Linked DNA regions of Homo sapiens: region 2 is linked to region 1. Evidence: read pairs that join two places in POLR2A ChIA-PET (ENCODE). Cell type or tissue: PC-9. All regions are shown on one strand.

The links. ChIA-PET counts read pairs that join two places held together with the same protein. Peaks named below come from ENCODE experiments on the same cell type or tissue, not always from the same donor. Only the 100,000 strongest peaks of a DNase experiment are listed, where the experiment ranks them.
Region 2: POLR2A ChIA-PET joins it to region 1 with 6 read pairs; 2 of 35 experiments call an interaction of 5 or more read pairs at or near these places.

What each region holds. Positions count from the first base shown.
Region 1 is chr9:69,644,508-69,647,007 of GRCh38, reverse strand. All of the region lies in intron 1 of APBA1 (amyloid beta precursor protein binding family A member 1), which reads left to right. Among named protein-coding and RNA genes, the nearest start is that of APBA1, 27 kb to the left of the region's middle. In PC-9, no CTCF peak of the experiment used is centred here; a DNase peak (open chromatin) is centred at 1,227.
Region 2 is chr9:69,941,708-69,944,207 of GRCh38, reverse strand. No RefSeq gene overlaps it. Among named protein-coding and RNA genes, the nearest start is that of MAMDC2, 100 kb to the left of the region's middle. In PC-9, no CTCF peak of the experiment used is centred here; no DNase peak of the experiment used is centred here.

The sequences.
Region 1 (2,500 bases):
ATACTGGGGCTTGAGCGTTTTCTCCCCAGGGTTATAGGCAATTGAAAATCCATTCAGCAGCCTGCGTTCCCCTGTGTCTCAGGACTTATTCATGGAGGGCACTGAGAGGCCTAAGAAAATAGTGTTAATCACAGTTCCTTTGGTGCCTGGGTGTGTCTATATTACCTTCTTCAATTCCCCTCCCATTTTAGGAACCAAATGAGAAATAAAATGCAAGAGACAAATGGAGCTCTGTTATTAATAAAGCCAGTTGGAAACTGTGGCTTAGATGTGTGGCCACTAAAGACTGCCTGGAATTAGTGTCACTCATGCTCTCAGCCCTGGTGCAGGGGGACAGTTCTTGCCTGGTAACTTACCTGCAGGAGAGCAGACCAGAATGCCCCCTTCTGTGGGCAGACAGAGGTGAAAAAGAGCAAGGAAGGCTTGAAGCCAGGCTTGTCTAGGACTTCCTCCGAAGCTCTCCAGAAGGGGTGGATGTTGAGGAGTAGGGTGGGAGTGGGGTGGGAGTAGAGAAACCTGGAGTGTTACTCTCTGCAAATCCCTTCTGAGAACATCAGACCAAGGCAAGGAAGTTGCTCCTAAAATGCTCCAACAGAGATGAAAAGTAACGATCAGCACAATTACAGAAGAAAACAGACCTGTTTTCTATATGTTTTAAAAATATTTTATCATACAAGAATGACACATGCATGGCAGAAAATTTTTGAACTGTATATGAGCAGAATGGAGGAAATCAGTAATTCCTCATTACCCACTACCCCAAGATAATGGCTGTTAACATTTGGGCATATTCTTTTCTTGTGGGTGCAACAAATACAGCATATTTACTATTTTGTAGCCTGCCTCTATAAAAAAACTTGATATTATAAATGAGTTTTAATAAATCTAGAAAATGACTCCTGGGTGCTTATCAAAATAAAACTTTTCCTATTTTCATTTTGCTTATATGTCACAGGACTTACTTTCAACTGGTGTTAAGATTGGTGAGTATGTCTATCCATGTGATATTTAAAGTAAAACAAAACATTTATGGTTTTAAGGTGTATCAGTCAGAGTTCTTAGACACTAGCAACAGAAAATGACTCTGGCTAAGCAGAGACGTGATTGGGCAGCTGGAGAATTGGGAGAACTGGAGAGTCTGAATGAAGGCTGAGCTTCCTGGAGCAGCACCCAACACCAAACCCCAGAACTGGTCTGACGAGAAAGTGCCACCTCTAGGGAGCTCTCGATGCCACGTGACCTGTCTGCCAGGACCTTAATCGCAGCTGCTGGCCCTGCCATCCTCAAAGCTACCTCTGTGTCGAGTGTGCAGCTACAAGGCCACCCTTCTCCTGCCACTGCTGAAGAGAGCACGAGCTCCCCCCTCCCTTTCATAATGTAAGCTCCCAGTCCGCCTCCGTGCAGGCTGCCTGGTTGGCAGAGCTCACTTCTCCCTCAGCCTTTTCTCTAGCTGCAAGGGAAACTGGGCAAGCAAGTCTCTAGCTTTTTTTCTCTCACTTCAGGTAGACGATCTTGCCTCGCCCAACCTGGACTCACAAAGTGGTGAACTTGCCAAACACATAACTCGGTTCAGGCAGTGAGTGGCCAAATGAAAGAAAAATGTTTTGCTTGTGTCATGTTGTTATGAGATCTTGCCTTAACTGATGTTTTCAAATAACTAAACAGCTTCCTGTTCAATCATGTTAGAGAAATTGACCTCAATTCTGTTGGCCTCTGTGGCTTGGACAAAGTTACAGCCTTTCTTACTTACCTATCCCATGAGCCAGTAAGGATCAAGTAAGATGAAAATGCTTTGGAGGTAATAAAAAACATACAAGTTATACTTATTCAACCCCTCGACTAATTTCTCAGTATCTCCTTTCCCTTCCAACATCGATCTTAAACTGTCATCTTGAGGATTATCGTGGATATCCTAATAAACTATCCAGTGACTTCTGGCTTGACACCTTGGCAGCATCTGACACCTCTCCCACCCCCAGTCCCCCACTCCCATCCCCACACATACTTCTACTCACTTTCCAAATTCTATAGATTCTTCCCACCATGTTTTTTTCTGCAGCAGTCTCTGTTTCCAGAGCCCTATCTAGGCCATAATCATCTTCTACCCTGAATAATCACAGGTCACTATCATTCTACCCATTGCTACCAGACATCTTCTTGAAGCACATCTTTTATTACCTACTCCTGCTGAGAAACCATCAGTGGCCCCCCACTACTCACAGAATAAAGTCTGCTTCCAAGGGGTGTCACCATTAGGACCCTGGCTTTCCATCCAGCATGAGTTCACAGTTTTCCACAGACATCCCCAACTCCCTCTACTCAAACCAGTTATTTGTGGGTGAGTTCAAAGAAGCTTAAGCTCTTGGGGTCCCATCTGAGACATGGCCAAGTTGGAAAGAGAAGAACAGGTTTGCTGGGACTCTGTAGGGCTTCTTACAAATGGGACTCTGTAATGAGAGCATTTAGGTTTTTTGAATGGGGAAAGCCATTCATGGAGCTG
Region 2 (2,500 bases), 300 kb before region 1:
TGCCTCTGAAAAGCCCACACTGGCCAATATTTTCCTAGGTTTTAGTACCGCATTATTTTACATATTTTATTCATCTGTTTCTCTTCCCTTTCTCATCAACCCTTTCATTTATGTTTAAACAACTCTATTTAGATATAACTCACAAACCATACAATTCACTCATTTAAAGTCTACACTTCAATGGTTTTTAGTATATTCACAGATATGTGCGACCTTCACCACAGTCAATTTTATGACATTTTTATCACATCAACAAGAAACTCCAAATGGTTACAGTCTCTAGATACCACCCTCATATCCACCCATTCCCTCTTCAGCCTTAAGCAAACACTAATCCAATTTCTGTTTCCATAGATTTCTGTATTCTGGGCTTTCATATGAATGGAATCAACTGACGTGGTCTTTTGTAAGTGGCTTCTTTCACTTGGCATGTTTTCAAGGTTTATCCAAATTATAGCAGGTGTTAGTACTCCATTGTATTGGCTGAAATAATATTCCATTGTATGAATATACCACATTTTGTTTATTCATTTACTGATAGACATTTGAGTTATTTCCACCTCTGGGCTATTATGAATAATGCTGCTATGCACATTTGTGTTTAAGTTTTTGCATGGACATATGTTTTCTTTTCTCTTATATACCTAGGATTAGAATTGCTGGGGCATATGGTAACTCTATGTTTAATTATGTCAGGAACTGCCAGACTGTTTTCCACAGCAGTGGAACCATGTTACATTCCCACTGGTGGTATATGAGGGTTCCAATTTCTCTACATCTTCAGCAACATTTGTTGTCATTATTTAACTTTTTTATTCTAGCCATCCCAGTCAGTGTGAAGTAATATCTCGTTCTGGTTTTAATTTGCATTTCCCTGATGACTAACGATGTAAATCATCTTTTCATGTGCTTACTGGCCATCTGAATATGGTTCTAGAGAAAAGTCTATTAAGACCCTTTGCCCATTTTCTAATCGGGTTATTTTACTTTTACATTGAGTCATAAAGGTTCTTTACATTCTAGATACAGATTCCTTATCAGATGTATGATTTGCAAATATTTTCTCCCATTCTGTGAGTTGTCTTTCACTTTCCTGACAGTGTCCTGCAATGCATAAAATTTTTTAATTTTGATAAAGTCCAATTAATTTATTTTTTCTTTTGTTGTCCTTGGTTTTGGTGCCATATATAAGAATGCTATGTCAAATTCAAGGTCATGAAGATATACTATGTTTTCTTCTAACGATTTTATCATTTTAGCTCTTATATCTAGGTCTTTGATCTATTTTGAGCTGTTTTTTTTTTTATGGCGTTAGGTGAGAGTCCGACTCTATTCCTTCATCTGCAGTTATCCAGTTGTACCAGCACTATTTGTTGAGAAGATTCTTATCTTCCCATTGAAAGGTCATGGCACCCTTGTCATAAATCAGTTGACCATAAGTGTATGCATCTATTTCTGGACTCTCCATTCTATTCTATTGGTCCATATATCTATTGTTTTGCCAGTCTTCATTACCATTGCTTTGTGGTATGTTTTGAGGTTGGGAAGTGTGAGTCCTCCTATTTTATTCTTTTTCAGGATTTTTCTGGCTATGTTTGTTTCCTTGCAATTATACATGAATTTTACAATCAGCTTGTCAATTTCTACAAAAAAAAAAATCCACAGGGCTTCTGATAGGAGTAGTGTTGAATCTGTAGACCAGTTTGTGGAATATTGCCATCTTAACAATATTAAGTTTTCTGATGCATGAATATGGGTTGATTCCCATCTATCTATCTATATAGTTTCCAGGGTATAAATACCACACTTCTTTTGTTAAATTTGTTCCTAAGTATTTTAATATTTTATTCTTTTTAATGCATGGGATTGTTTTCTTTTCCTTTTTTTTTTTCTTTAGAGACAGGGTCTCACTTTGTTGCCCAGGCTGGTCTCGAACTCCTGGGCTCAAGCAATCCTCCTGCCTCAGCCTCCCAAAGTGCTGAGATTACAGGCATGAGCCACCAGACCCAGCCAGTATTGTTTTCTTAGTTTCCATTTGGATCATTCATTGCATGTGTATAAAAATACAACTAATTTGTATCCTGCAAATTTGGTGAACTTGTTCATTAGTTCTAATCATTTTGGGTGGATTTCTTAAGATTTTCTACATACAAGACTATGTTATCTACTAATAGAAATAGTTTTACTTCTTCCTTTCCAATCTGAATGTCCTTTATTTCATTTTCTTGCCTAATTGCCCTGGCTAGAACCTCCAATACAATATTAAATAGAAGTGGTAAGAGTTGACGTTCTCTTGTTCCTGATCTTGGGGAGAAAGTTGCCACTCTTTTATCATTAAGTATAATGTTAGCTATATAATAATGTCAGGTTTTGTAGATGCCCTTCATCAGGTTGAAAAAAATTTCTTCTATTTCTCATTGTTGATAGTTTTTAAATCATGGAATGCTGTTAAATTTTGTCAAATATTCTTTCTGTATTAATTGAGATGATTGTGTGTTTT